Regions from separate parts of the Homo sapiens genome. Here regions 1, 2, 4 and 5 are each linked to region 3. A link is a contact called in ENCODE Hi-C or POLR2A ChIA-PET data. All regions are on one chromosome and are shown on one strand. Each heading gives the region's core, a stretch centred on a gene start or an enhancer-like site at or near the end of the contact. The rest is flanking DNA. Distances are from core to core; before and after follow the strand shown.

Region 1 (2,700 bases), core at 81-2,580, 610 kb before region 3:
CGACCAGCCTGACCAACATGGAGAAACCCCATCTCTACTAAAAATACAAAATTAGCCAGGCGTGGTGGCGCATGCCTGTAATCCCAGCTACTTGGGCGGCTGAGGCAGGAGAATTGCTTGAACCCGGGAGGCGGAGGTTGCGGTGAGCCAAGATCGTGCCATTGCACTCCAGCCTGGGCAACAAAAGCAAAACCCCGCCTCAAACAAAACAAAACAAAACAAAACAAAAAACTACCACCATTTATTTTCATCATCTCATAAAAGGATGTACCAATCTTAGAACAAAGACCATTCTTCTAATTGAATACATGTAAACATACACACACACCTGAAATTGCAGGAAGAGATGGAGATGTTTATCTACTCTGTGCTTGAAATCAATGCCTCTAATATTTGTATTTATAACTGAGTAGGGATATAGCAGCTAACGCGTTTGCTTCAACTAATGTGCACCTAATGAGGAAAACATTTAATAACTAGAATAGGCAACTTCCTCTTTTCTGGGGAATTTTTGGAAAAATACATCTTATAGTCTGACATGTATGGTACTTGGAAGCTAGAACCCAATTCTGATTTCCTTCATTGGACTAAAAGGCAGAAAGGCTTTGTGACTGTTTTCCAGACCAGAGGGATACAGCCAGACCCAAATCAGAGAAATGAAATGAGAAAAAGTAGTTGATGTGACAGGAAATCAGGGCAAATCAAATGAGGTTTGGTATCAGTTTGTCAGTTTTATCGCTTTTGTGGTTTAAGTGCAGTGCAGCAAGGTACTGATTTCTCTCCTTAATAAATTTCAGCATATTTGGAAGTGAATGAAATCTTTTCTCACTCCAGTTCTAAACTTTAAAAGCAATATATTTTAGAAACAATACATTCTCCCATACAAATTATTTTAAAATATTTTCCCATGTATATTTATACCAAATGGTTTGTTCTTACTTTTTTGGTGAAATGACCCAGTTACTGAAAGGGTGACATCTTTCTAATGAACTCTTAGAATTTTTATGAAGCCATAATTAGGACCCCACACAGCTGGGCAACTGTGCTGATCCTATTCAGAAAAGACACAGGAGCAAACTATAGAAAATAAAAACTTTATTTTTTTCAAGTTTATAAGATAGTTCCCATTACATATAACATTACGGTCACGGATTCTACAGCCACAAATGCCCGCAGTCACATAAATATATCCAATCCAATCAATGCCTTTTCCTGCTAACAGAGGCATCTGAAGTTCAGAGGGAGAGTCGCATTTTGAGTAGAAGTCGTCCTTAATGGGAGGGCTCCTGTCAGTGCATTAGGAACTAGCCAAGGAGCCTTGCTTGCCAGAGCTGTCTGACTCAGAGGAGAGGAAGGGACAGATGGCCTGCTGACTGGGGCTGAGGCAGAACTAGATTTTCTCTCTTGTGGTTTAAGATATTTTAGAATCTCGGAATTCAGATCCTATAGTGTGAATATCTGGGGAGTTCTAACTTCTGGATGAAAAAGGAAACCAATTTAGTGGTAAGAAATAGAAGCCTGCTTAAGAGGGACCCTAACTGCCTCCTTGAGGAGTAAGGAGTCAGAGGAAGACCCTAAGCTCACCATTCCTTGGCCCAGACCATTGCTCTACCCCATACTCCTCTCCCCTGTGGTTCAGTGACACTGACAACCATTCAAGGTAGTAAACATCTAGAAGCTCCACATGCTGCAGCTAGAGTTTGCAAGTCAGATTCTATTTGGAATTTTAAAGCTGAGTTTGTGTAAACTGCGAACAAGCTGTGGCATCAGTCTCTTGGGACAACTCACTAGCTTTACAGAAGACAGGAACGCCGCAAATCAAACAAAAGCCCAGATGGGCATCTAAATCTGGAGCAGGTGTCCATTCTTCTGGACACTACCAGCTGCCCCAGGGGCACTGGACAGGGTGATGCTAAGGCACAGTCAGTTTTACATTCGAAAGTCAAGCCACCTCCTCAACCCAAGACACACCTCACTCCAGATCTACTACTAGAGAGAGCCCTCACCGTGACATTACAGACCCATCCTGTAGAACCCACAGTGCCTGGCCAGGCATGGTGGCTCATGCCTGTAATCCCAGCACTTTGGGAGGCCAAGGTGAGCAGATCACCTGAGGTCAGGAGTTTGAGAACAGCCTGGTCAACATGGTGAAACCCCATCTCTACTAAAAATACAAAAATTAGCCAGGCGTGGTGGTGGGCGCCTGTAATCTCAGCTAATCAGGAGGCTGAGGTAGGAGAATCGCTTGAACCTGGGAGGCGGAGGTTGCAGTGAGCCGAGATCATGCCACTGTACTCCAGCCTGGGTGACAGAGCGAGACTCCATCTCAACAACAACAACAAAAAAAAAAAAAAAAAAAAAAAGAGAACCCACCATGCCCAGCTAGGGAAGGACTCATCATTTGGCTAATTTCATGAGGACTCTAATGAAGAGGGTCTCCCCCTTGATGAATGGACCCACAGTGTCCTTTGGTCCTCAGCTTCTAACAGCTCTTAATCCTACCCACTTATTTTCCTTTCCAGATTTTTGTGTTGGGGTGGAGAAAAAGGCAGGGTAATTACAGAGAGCACTGTGTTCCCTGGACAATTCATTTTGGCAAACAGCCAAGAAGCTCCTGTTTTCTCTCTTCCATTTAAATGAGGGTGGCAACAACCAGGAATGAGCAAAGACTGCTCTGCTCAGCCTCCTTACCTCTCTTGG
Region 2 (2,700 bases), core at 52-2,551, 860 kb before region 3:
ACAATGACCTCATTGTACAATTGAGAAAAACGAGGCCGTGAGAAGTTCAGTGATAGATCCAAGGTCATGTAGTTAGTTGTGGAACAGTGATTTGGAAACTTTGCTTTCTGATCCTAATGATTAATGCACATCTTTGGGGGATCCTACAAGGAAGCAGCCAGATTTGGGTTCAGAGAGAGTAAATTTTTTTTGTTGAGGCAGGGAAATAGAAGCCATTAAGTCAGTTTTTAATTGTAAAAAGCGCACGTTGAGGTAAAACTGCAATTAGTCCTGTACGGGTGGTTGGCAGAGCCAAGAGTAACCTATGCCCAAGAGCAGCTACAAGGCAGGACTTGGATAGGTCAGCAGTGCAGGAAGCTTTGCCAACACCTCAAGAACAAGAAGTCTGTCATTCCTTGGGCAGCTCCTATACATGCCAAGCTGGAGCCAAAGAGAGGCAGGGGAGCCCGGAGGGCGTGGCTTGCCTTCCGGAAGTCAGGCCTCGTCAGGAATCACCAGGTGGTTGCTTGCGAGAGAAGCTGGGGGTGAAACCGGAGAAAACAAAGTAGGAAGCAGGTCTGGGCCAATTGCAGCCCACTCTGATGGGGGCCTGCAGGCCACCGGACGCCTGAATATCTGTCCAATCCCTCCTGGAAGGACTGCCATCTCTTTAGTCCCTCTTCCGCAGCATAGGGGTGCTCTCTCTGGGGCTCTCCTTTTCTCTCCTAAGGCCCACAGCCCCACAGTTCCCTATTTAGGTGTCTTAAATTGAGGACACACTTCTAAATTGTCCCTCAGAGTCTCGTCTCCTCCTTTGAGCGAGGCTGGGCGGGCTCCTCCTGCTCCGATTATGAGGAACTTCTTTCCCAAGCTCCCCACCTTCTTTGGGCTTGGACGGCTGCAGAGTTCCAGTTAACTGTGCGCCGCCTTCGTTCCAATTGTACCCCTCGTGCTCCCAGAGGGCAGCTCCATGGAAACCAAAACATCACAAATCCCCGAAGGTATCGCGAGAAGCGCAGATGCGCCTGAGGCCGTGGAGAGGCGGAGCGAGGGCGGGAACGCTGAGCAAGTAGGGCGGAGCCTAAGCTCTTCCGAGGTCCCGGCCGGGAGCCTGTCCCCTCCAGGTGGCGCCCCCGCGTGACTGCGCTTTACATAATCGCGGCCTGGAGCGTCACAGTGGCGTACTCCAGGCCAGACCGAATCAGAGTGGGCGAAAGCTCCGTGTTCCGCCCCTTCCCACTTGATCGACGTCAAAGCCCACCAGTGAGCGGGCGTCTAGAGTCGCCGTGCCCGCCCCAGCCCGCCCGGGTCCGCCCCGACCCGCCTGCGCCCGCCCGCCTGCCGCAGCCAGCAGCCTGCAGCCGCCGCCGGGTTGTGCCTCAGACTGTCAGATAAATCGGCGGGCCGGGCCGGCGGGTCGGTGAGCGCGGCCCGGGCCGGACATGGCGGCGCTCTACGCCTGCACCAAGTGCCACCAGCGCTTCCCCTTCGAGGCGCTGTCTCAGGGGCAGCAGCTGTGCAAGGTGCGCGGGCTGGGGCGGCGGCCGGGAACTGGGGACGCAGGAGGCGCGGCCCGGAGCTCCAGATTCTGTGGGGACGCCCGGCGGGGTCCCCGGAGCAGGGTGTGGCAGGCCCGCCAGGCTGAGGAGCCGCACCCACCCCGCTGGGGGCCGGCGGGGCACGTGCGGGAGCCGGGACCCGGTCCAGGCTCCCGCGGCCGGCGTGTCCGGGTGCTTAGCAACCGTGGGGATTGTTCTCGGACCCCGTGAGGTCGGGGGAGGGACAGCGGGTCCCCTGCTTGCCCTGACTGGTCGCCTTCGGGATCCCTTTGCGCTGCCTCCCCCGCCGCCGCGGTCTCCCTGGTGGGGACCTCCTGCCCCTCCTGGGACTGAACTCCAAAGTTGGGTGCTGCCTTGGAGGAATGTGTCGAACTCGGGCTCCTCACGGGCACTTTTCGACCAGTTTCAGAATCGGAGGTAGCAAGGCTTGATTTTTTTTTTTTTTTTAAGCATCTCACTTTTCGGCCAGTCTCAGAATCGGAGGCAGCAAGGCTTTATGTTTTAAAAAAGCCCCACAGTCAGGCTCACAGATCCGAGGGATCACTTCTCAGCATCCAGTTGGTGGTCTTCGGTCTTCCCTGACTAGCTGCTGATCAGTTTTTGCTCCTGAAGGTCCAACTTCTCTTTTTCTTTTAAGTTGCTTTATCCCACTTTTACTTTTTAAGTGACTAGAGGTGCTGTGAGGCAACAGTTAAAAAGTCACCAAACTGGCTGAAGAATAATGTTGAGGTTATCCAATAATCCAGTTTGTGTCTCTGATTTGGATAACTCATAATTGTCACTTTTGCCTCAGATGGTCATGACTTTCCATTTGCCAGTTTTTATATACCAGGTCTGGGGGAATGCAAGTGCTTGAGTGCCCTTTTTGGCCTCAAAATATGTATATATGATTTTAAGGAAGTTATGTATATATAAATAATAATTTTAATCCAGCACTTTCATTTCACAAGTAAACCGCAAAATCACACAGTGGCAGAAGAACCAGGCCTGGAATTCAGGGCTTCTGATTCCCAGTCTGGGACTTGTTCATATATATGTTTGTTTTACAATTTATGGCTAGTTCCATATAATCCATATAAGTTCTTACTTAACTCCCACATCAACAGTAGGGAAGTGATGCCAGTATTACAGAGGAGAAAAATAAGGCCCAGAAAGTTTAAGT
Region 3 (2,700 bases), core at 7-2,506:
CCACATTCACCACCATCTCGAGGCCGTGGGAGGAAAAACCCGGCGAGTGCGCGCCAGCAGCAGCGACTAGCGGGGAACGGCGCGCAGGAAGGCAGGCAGAGGCTTGCAGCTAGTAAGTCGACACCGGGAATGCGGCGGGGAGAAAGGGCGCTGAAGCCGCGAGCAAGAGCTTATATAGGCCGCCCCTCGCGGCCACACCCGACAGTAGGCCGCCCGCGTGGCGCACAGCTGCCTGGGAGTTGTAGTTTGCTCGCCCCGGCGTTGTCCGCGCGTCACCTCCCCAGCCCTACGCGCGTGTCCATCCCGAGCCCGCGAAGCGAGAACCGCCAGAGGCTTTCCTCCGAGCGGAAGAAGCGCCTTCACCTTTCAGTGCCCGGCGCTGGGCCCACGCAGGAAGCCGACCCGCCTTGGCCTCTGGAGTTGTCTCTGGGATGTCTTTCAGTCTGGAAATGAACCCTGTGTGCTGGGAAAGGGCTCGGGCTCCGCTCCGAGCTCAGTGGGCGTGCGAGCGAGCAGCGCCTGAGTGGGTTTCGGGGAGGGGGTCATACTCCCCGAAAGGCGATTTATTCAAGGCTTGTCTCTTCCACTAATATGTAATTTTACTGAGCGCGTGCTATTTTAACTGTGTCTGATTATCTGATCTAGTTTTCATAAAAACCCTGTGTACGCTCTGTGGACAAATAAGGAAACTTAGGAATGGATCACACAGCTATCGCAAGCGAGGAGAGGACTGGAATTTGGAGCCCACCCCAGGCACCACACATAGCGCAATGTTTTGCCCATGGAATGAATAAGCCTCAGTATGAAAACTTAGTGGTGATTGCCGAGAATTAAACACCCATCCTGTGCCTAATCTATTAATTTTTATTCTTACATACACTTTTTTGTTTGAGACAGGGTCTTGTTCTGTTGCCCAGGCTGGAGTGCAGTGGCGTGATCAAGGCTCATTGCAGCCTCGACCAACTGGGCTCAAGCAATTCTTCCACCTCAGCCTCCCAGGTAGATGGGACTACAGGTGCGGGCCAACTTTCCTTGCTTACACTTTAAAAAGTAGGTACTACTGCCGGGTGCGGTTACTCACGCCTGTAATCCCAGCACTTTGGGAGGCCAAGGCGGGTGGATCACGAGGTCAGGAGATCGAGACCATCCTGGCTAACACGGCGAAACCCGGTCTCTACTAAAAAAAAATACAAAAAAAAATTAGCCGGGCGTGGTCGCGGGCGCCTGTAGTCCCAGCTACCCGGGAGGCTGAGGCAGGAGAATGGCGTGAACCCGGGAGGCGGAGCTTGCAGAGAGCCGAGATCGCGTCACTGCACTCTAGCCTGGGCAACAGAACGAGACTCTGTCTCAAAAAAATAAAATAAAATAAAAAGTAAGTACTACTTTAGCAGGTCGTGGGGGCGCATGCCTGTGGTCCTGGACTCCTCTCTTTCTCTAACATCACATGTCCAAGCCATCAGCAACTCCTGTGTGCTCTACCTTTAAAATGTATCAATAATCTGACTGTTTCTTACCCCTTCCACTGATGTTACCCTAATCGTTGACCCAGATGATAGCAATAGTCTCTTATCTCCCAGATCCTGCTGTTGCTCCCGACAGTCTGGTCTCCACACGCCAGCCAGCCTGCTAAAAGTTTTTTAATTTTTATGAAGTCTAAGAGTCAATTTTTTTTTTTGTAGTTTATGCTTTTTTTTTTTTTTCTTGAGACGGAGCTGCTCTGTCGCCCAGGCTGGAGTGCAGTGGCGCCATCTCAGCTCACTGCAAGCTCCCGCTCCCGGGTTCACGCCATTCTCCTGCCTCAGCCTCCCAAGTAGCTGGGATTACAGGCGCCCGCCACCACGCCCGGCTAATTTTTTGTATTTTTAGTAGAGACAGGGTTTCCCCATGTTGGGCAGGATGGTCTCGATTTCCTGACCTCGTGATCCACCCGCCTCGGCCTCCCAAAGTGCTGGGATTACAGGCACGAGCCACCGCGCCCGGCCGTTTGTTTACGCTTTAAAAGCTTAATAATTATGCTGGGCGCGGTGGCTCCCACCTGTAATTCCAGCACTTTGGGAGTCCGAGGGGGCAGATAACCTGAGGTCAGGATTTCAAGTCCAGCCTAGCCAACATGGTGAAAACCCGTTTCTACTAAAAATACAAAAATTAGCTGGGCGTGGTGGCAGGCGCCTGTAATCCCAGCTACTTGGGAGGCTGAGGCAGGAGAATCGTTTGAACCTGGGAAGCGGAGGTTGAAGTGAGCTAAGATGGAGCCATTACACTCCAGCCTGGGCGACAAGAGCGAGACTCCGTCTCAAAAAAAAAAGAAAAAAAGTAAAATTATTAAACTTTTTTTTTTTTTTTTGGAGATGAAGTCTCGCTTTTTCGCCCAGGCTTGTGCAGTTTATTCTGTGTCAATTATGCCTCAATAAAGCTGTCAAAAAACCATTAAGAAAAAATGTATATCTCCCAGGCGCAGTAGCTCCCACCAATTCGGGAGGCCAAGGCAGGTGGATTACCTGACATCAGGAACTAGAGACCAGCCTGGCCAACATGACAAAACCCCATCTCTACTAAAAATACAAAAAAAAAAAATTACCCAGGCATGGTGACACTCATCTACAGTCCCAGCTACTTGGGAGGCTAAGGCATAAGAATCGCTCGAACCTGGGAGGCAGAGGTTGCAGTGAGCCAAGATCATGCCACTGCACTCCAGCCTGG
Region 4 (2,700 bases), core at 198-2,697, 710 kb before region 3:
TTCTCCCTGTTGGTCAGGCTGGTCTCGAACTCCTGACCTCAGGTGATCTGTCCAACTTGGCCTCCCAAAGTACTGGGATTACAGGCGTGAGTCATTGTGCCCAGTAATTTTTTTGTATTTTTAGTAGAGACAGGGTTTTGCCATATTGGCCAGGCTGGTCTTGAACTCCTGACTTCAGGAGATCTGCCCGCCTCACCCTCCCAAAGTGCTAGGATTATAGGCGTGAGCCACCGCGCCTGGCCTTATTTTATTTTATTCTTTTTTTTAAGAGACAGGGTCTTGCTAGTTTGCCCAGGGTGGTCTAGGACTCCTGGTCTCAAGTGATCCTCCTGCCTCAGTCTCCCAAAGTGCTGGGATTACAGGCCACACCCAGCCTCTTCTCCCTGTTTTTTTGTTTTTGTTTTTGTTTTTTGAGACGGAGTTTTGCTCTTGTTGCCCAAGCTGGAGTGCAATGGTACAATCTCGGCTCACTGCAACCTCTGCCTCCCAGGTTCAAGCGATTCTCCTGCCTCAGCCTCCCGAGTAGCTGGGATTAGAGGTGTGTGCCACCACGTCTGGCTAGGTTTTTTTGTATTTTTAGTAGAAACGGGTTTTCACCATGTTAGTCTGGTCTCAAACTCCTGACCTCAGGTGATCCACCCGCCTCGGCCTCCCAAAGTGCTGGGATTATAGGCGTGAGCCATTGCGCCCGGCCCTCTTCTCCCTGTTTTAGAGAGTAAGAAACTGAGGTTCACACAATCAAAGTGATTTGCCTAACGTCATACAACGAGCAAGAGGAGACCTGGGATTTGAACCTATGTTGGTCTGACTCCTGAGGGACAGGGAAATGGAAAAGGCTTATCCCGAGCCTGTGGGGTCAGGATAAGTGGTTGGTCCGGCTTCTAAGCAGATTTCTCTTTAGCCTTAGGAAGAATTTTTAACTAGAATTGGTGAGGCCCGGCGTGGTGGCTCACAGGTGGATCACACCTGTGATCCCAGCACTTTGGGAGGCCGAGGTGGGAGGATCACTTGAGTCCAGGAGTTCGAGGCCAACGTAGACAATAATTATCGAAAGAGTATGGGAGTTCTGGAGAGGTAATGAGATCCCCTTCACCAGGAGGTTTCCGATAGAGGACCATGGAGTGTCCTGGAGGGACATTCGGGAGCCCTGACACTACATCTCCCTCCTCAAACCCAAAGGGCAGAGGCATGTCCCTCCTATGAGACGCAGAACAAGTCGGGCCGCGTCCCCTTTTTCTAACTGGGAGCACTGCTGAGGGGGCGTCTGGGACTTCTTCATCTTCATCATCGCCCCTTCCCCATAGGGTACTGCAGGGGGCGGGGGGCGGGGCTTCGGCGGGGCGGGGCTGCAGGGCTCCCGCGGGCTGGCGGGGCGGCTTCGGCGTGCGGGGCGGGGCATCGGCGGGGCGGGGCTGCAGGGCTCCCGGGGACCGCCCGCCCGCCCCTCAGTCTGAGCCCAGAGAGCCGCGGGGACCATGGAGCCGGTGCCGCTGCAGGACTTCGTGCGCGCCTTGGACCCCGCCTCCCTCCCGCGCGTGCTGCGGGTCTGCTCGGGGGTCTACTTCGAGGGTGAGCGGGGGCTGGAACCCCTCCGAGCACTCCCTTGGTGTGGGGCGGGGGCAGAGACCCGGAGAAGACGTTAGCAATCCGGGGAAACTGCCCCTGGGTTCAAATCCCGACACTGCCACTGGCCAAGCTGTGTGATTTGGGGCCGCACTCAACCTCTTTGGACCTCGGCTTTTGCTTTCGTGGAACGGGGACCGCTGACCTGCCCCGCAGGGTAGTGATGAAAAGTCAGTGGGTTGAGGCGCGGGAGGTGGATGCAGCCGGGCCACTCCTAGGTGGCCCCGCGGTGCGCATGGGACAGAGCTCCGACCGCGCCGGGACGCAGCATTAGGCCGCTGGTGGTCGTGGCTGCGTCTTGATTCTGAAGTGCAGGGTCAGTCTTCCCGTCTGTGTCCTCCCACTCCTCCCCCGGCCCTCCTCTACACTGCCTTCCTTCAGTCCCTGCGTCCACCTTGGCCTTCTGTTTGACCATGGGCAGTACTTGATTTGATCAGCTCTTCAGTTCTCAGCTTAAATGGCGCTTCCTCCCGGAAGCCTTCCTGGCTCTCTGCTCCTTGCACGCCCCCGTACATCTGCCGTCTGCCCGCAGCGGCCTGGTTCACAGGGATGGGCACACAGCAGGCGCACAGTCACTAGTCATTGCCTGAAGGAGCAAGCGGTGAGGGAATAACAGACAGTGGAGGGCAGGGTAAGACAGCACAGTGGATGGGTGGCCAGTGCTGCTCTGTGGGCAGGGAGGACCCGTGGGCCACCGAGTAGGGGAGATGGAGGTGGAGGAGAGAGATGCTGTGTGGGGGTGCGGGTTCCTTCCTTAGAGAGCGAACTGAGGCTTGAAGGCCCTGCCCCATCCTGTTCCCTGGCTGCAGAAAAACGCTCTGTCGCAGCAGCTTCCAGCAGAGTGTTTGAGGTCCCAAGTGGGGTCCTAGACCAAGGAGGTCCCTCATGAAGGGTCCCGCAGGGGGCCACCACCTCGCAGTGGGTCTCTCCAGGTCTGCTTGGGAATCTGGCAGATCTGGGTTCAAATTCTGACTCTACCTCCAGGGGCTTTCTGCAGGAAGGCGCCTGGGATCTGTTTGCTCTTCCCCCAGCCCAGGACCAAGCGTCTTCGTCCTCCCAGCACCCTTTGCCTGCTGG
Region 5 (2,700 bases), core at 175-2,674, 620 kb after region 3:
TTCTCTTTCTGTGTCTCTGTTTCCTCAGGTCCTCTCCTGCCAGTTCTAAGAGTCACACATGTGGGCTGATGCGGCCCACCACAAACGTTTAAACTGCAAGTCATACTGGGTTTCCTAAACTCTGTTTCTCATGCCTCCCTCCCAGCATCTGGGCACTTAATGCGTGCTGCCTGCCGCCTGGCTAGGGGGAATGGGCTTTAACCAACCAAGAGGCAAAGGGAGGTTTCCAGAGAGGAACAATGGGGCCAGTCCCCAGTTTCTCTAATGCATGTCAACTTTCTTCAGGGAGATGTGCGTGGACTGGAGGGGCAATGTCCCTCTTCCTAGGTACCTTAAAGAAGTTTTTCATTTCGGGCCTTCTTAGCTCCTCTTCTGTGATGACATGCTCAGCCCCCAGACTCTTCAGTCTGTCACTCAGCTTCTGGATATCAGGTCTGGAAACCAAACATAGGTCCCTGGTCACATCTGCCAGCTTTTTCCACCAAAGCCCCCCAGGACCTCTCTGCCACAGCTGGGAGAACCCGTGCTTCTTTTTGCAGGAAGCTGGGATTAGGTTTAAGCCAGGCTTGAGCAGGGACCAGCCACCTAATTTCATGCAGCTTCAATAGCTCTTGGCTGTCTCCTCACTGGCAACAGAGTGAGACTGGGTGGTTTTCACAGGCCCTGACAGCTCAATAGTGTTAGAAGCCATCTGTGCCCAGGGAGAAGTCACTTAACTTCCTGATTTCTTCTACTGAAAGGACAAACTCCACTTCCCCCCTCTTTTCAAGTGGTTCTTCAGAGTGTTGGACATACACAGTCTAGACCAGGAGTGGCTCTGGGTCTCTTTGGTTAAGGCAAATGGAATTATTTTTGCGAGTACAACTGAGGAACTGAAGCTGGTGTCGATTATACTAAGAGTGGGCTTCCATGACAGCCACAGCCACATTCATGGACAGTGAGGCCTAGAGAAACTGGACGATATGATGGAAAGAGAGTAAGTGAGGAAACCGAGTCTATTACTGACTTGCTGTGTCTTCCAGGGCAAGCTGCTCCCTGAAACTTCAGTTTCCTCATCTGTAAAAGACAGATGACAAACCTGCCCCTGTCTCCTTCACGTCTGTATTTAGCGCACTTCCAAGTACCACACAAAAGCAAGGGTAAAGGGGCCTTGGGTTAGACAGTTCACAGAAAGAATAATACAGCTCAAATCATTCCCAAATATCAACTGGGGTTTTGAAAACATGAGGTTATCACAAGCCAAGAGTCTCAGAAAGTCTTAGCTATTCAGTAAGGGCAGTCTCCACCTCCTTCCTGCCCTCTCTTTACATGTCAGATTCACTCATCCTATCGCCAAAAGCCAGCTGGACTTCATTTCTTAGGACTGACTCATCTGTTTCAGCCGCCAACTGTTAGCGATGCCTAAAGCCAGTTTATGCTTATGCAAGGGCGCCCTCTGGTGGACAACTGGGCACCGCAGGGATGGGAGGTGGGAAAGACCCAAGACATGGTCTGGGATGAAGCCTCCTTCCCCACGCACCTGTCTCGGACCACATTGATGGTTCTTAGGCCCAGGGCTGCGGCGATCTGGATGACTGCTTGCCCCACTCCGCTGTTGGATGCATTCTGGATGACAGAATCCCCTGTGGAGCCAGGAAGAGAACCAAATCAAGCCCTGTATAGATCTGCAATAGGTCAAAGGCTCCCAGCCGGGGATCCTTCTGTAGGCAAGGGAGTCCTCAGGCTCAACAGGGACCCAGGACCTGGCTGCTGAGTCTTCTCAGACCTTCCACTGTTTCTCACTGTTCTCCTAATGCCTCCTAAACTTCCACAACACTCACGATGCCTCCCAGGACTTGGCAACTCAGCATCTACACTGGATATAATTTAGACCCTGCCCTGCTATGTAAAATATTTTATAGCCTTCGTCATCCTCCCAACTTTTATGTCCTCAAGTCTTTACTTAGGTTATTTCCTTGGTTTGCAATGTTTCCCTCCTTCTCTCTTCCTTCCTATTGAAATCCTGTAGATCCTTTGAAGCGCAGCTCAAGTGCAGCCTTCATGAAGCCTTCCTGGATTGTTCCCTCTATGTGCTCCCACAGTGCTCTGTGGGCATCTGTATTAATGCACATACCACGGTCTGCCCCATCTTACACTTCATTGTATATAGGTCCATTTCTATCAACAGCTTGCAGCTTCTTGAGAGGGAAGGGTCATGCCCTATTCCTCTCTGCAGTGTTTAATAAAGGTGCACTGCCTTGAAATGGGATTACAGCTGCGCTGGAGAAACTGGCAGCCCCTGAAACAGGGTCCTACAGTTCTGTGGCAAAGCCCAGGTTTAGCTTTGGACCTGGCCATTGGGGAAGGCGGTGTGACATGCTGGGAAAAATGTGGGCTCTGGAATGAGACAGATCTGGGCATGAGTCTCAGTTTCACCAATGATTGTAACTAAACAGACAGGGCAAGTCATGACCTCTGTGAACTTCAGTTTCCTTCCCTTAAAATATAATCCCAGCTACTAGGGAGGCTGAGGCAGGAGAATCGCTTGAACCCGGGAGGTGGAGGTTGCAGTGAGCTGAGATCGCGCCACTGTACTCCAGCCTGGGTGACAGAGCGAGACTCCCTCTATTAAAAAAAAAAAGTGCCCCCGATTAGAGTCAAATGCATCGTGTCCGGGAAAGTGCTTTGTTGAATTTGAAATGCTATCTGGTTTTTGAGAGG

What was found. A loop is a pair of places that touch in the nucleus more often than their neighbours do. ChIA-PET counts read pairs that join two places held with the same protein, here RNA polymerase II (POLR2A). Pooled maps may share reads with other maps.
Region 1: POLR2A ChIA-PET joins it to region 3 with 13 read pairs in BJ. The contact joins the enhancer-like site here to the promoter of SNHG12 in region 3. POLR2A ChIA-PET finds 5 or more read pairs at or near these places in 4 of 52 experiments (BJ, Caco-2, HEK293 and 1 more).
Region 2: a loop to region 3 is called in a map of naive thymus-derived CD4-positive, alpha-beta T cell, with 8 times the contacts of the local background. The contact joins the promoter of FAM76A here to the promoter of SNHG12 in region 3. A Hi-C loop is called at or near these places in 1 of 168 maps with a recorded cell type or tissue (naive thymus-derived CD4-positive, alpha-beta T cell) and 7 of 50 pooled maps. POLR2A ChIA-PET finds 5 or more read pairs at or near these places in 4 of 52 experiments (CD4-positive, alpha-beta T cell, GM10248, K562 and 1 more).
Region 4: a pooled map shows a loop between it and region 3 (5-fold over the local background). The contact joins the promoter of THEMIS2 here to the promoter of SNHG12 in region 3. A Hi-C loop is called at or near these places in 2 of 37 single-sample maps with no recorded cell type and 5 of 50 pooled maps. POLR2A ChIA-PET finds 5 or more read pairs at or near these places in 1 of 52 experiments (CD4-positive, alpha-beta T cell).
Region 5: a loop to region 3 is called in a pooled map, with 3 times the contacts of the local background. The contact joins the enhancer-like site here to the promoter of SNHG12 in region 3. A Hi-C loop is called at or near these places in 1 of 50 pooled maps. POLR2A ChIA-PET finds 5 or more read pairs at or near these places in 2 of 52 experiments (K562 and activated CD4-positive, alpha-beta T cell).

What each region holds. Positions count from the first base shown.
Region 1 is chr1:27,969,266-27,971,965 of GRCh38, forward strand. EYA3 (EYA transcriptional coactivator and phosphatase 3) reads right to left here. Exons shown (of 18, transcript NM_001990.4): 18 at 1,079-2,700. Among named protein-coding and RNA genes, the nearest start is that of XKR8, 11 kb to the left of the region's middle. Within about 2 kb of position 1,331, at least 7 of the 41 ENCODE cell types and tissues checked have a DNase peak (open chromatin) inside an H3K27ac peak, as active enhancers do.
Region 2 is chr1:27,724,660-27,727,359 of GRCh38, forward strand. It overlaps FAM76A (family with sequence similarity 76 member A), which reads left to right and starts at 1,302. Exons shown (of 9, transcript NM_152660.3): 1 at 1,302-1,502. The coding sequence starts at 1,422. RefSeq lists silencers at 646-1,288, 1,127-1,826.
Region 3 is chr1:28,581,727-28,584,426 of GRCh38, forward strand. SNHG12 (small nucleolar RNA host gene 12) reads right to left here and starts at 1,257. Exons shown (of 6, transcript NR_146382.1): 1 at 364-1,257. RefSeq lists an enhancer at 1-424.
Region 4 is chr1:27,871,097-27,873,796 of GRCh38, forward strand. It overlaps THEMIS2 (thymocyte selection associated family member 2), which reads left to right and starts at 1,448. Exons shown (of 6, transcript NM_001105556.3): 1 at 1,448-1,569. The coding sequence starts at 1,476. RefSeq lists a silencer at 1,296-1,565.
Region 5 is chr1:29,201,612-29,204,311 of GRCh38, forward strand. It overlaps MECR (mitochondrial trans-2-enoyl-CoA reductase), which reads right to left. Exons shown (of 10, transcript NM_016011.5): 5 at 1,520-1,622; 6 at 332-434. Among named protein-coding and RNA genes, the nearest start is that of SRSF4, 21 kb to the left of the region's middle. RefSeq lists a silencer at 1,421-1,510. Within about 2 kb of position 1,425, at least 7 of the 41 ENCODE cell types and tissues checked have a DNase peak (open chromatin) inside an H3K27ac peak, as active enhancers do.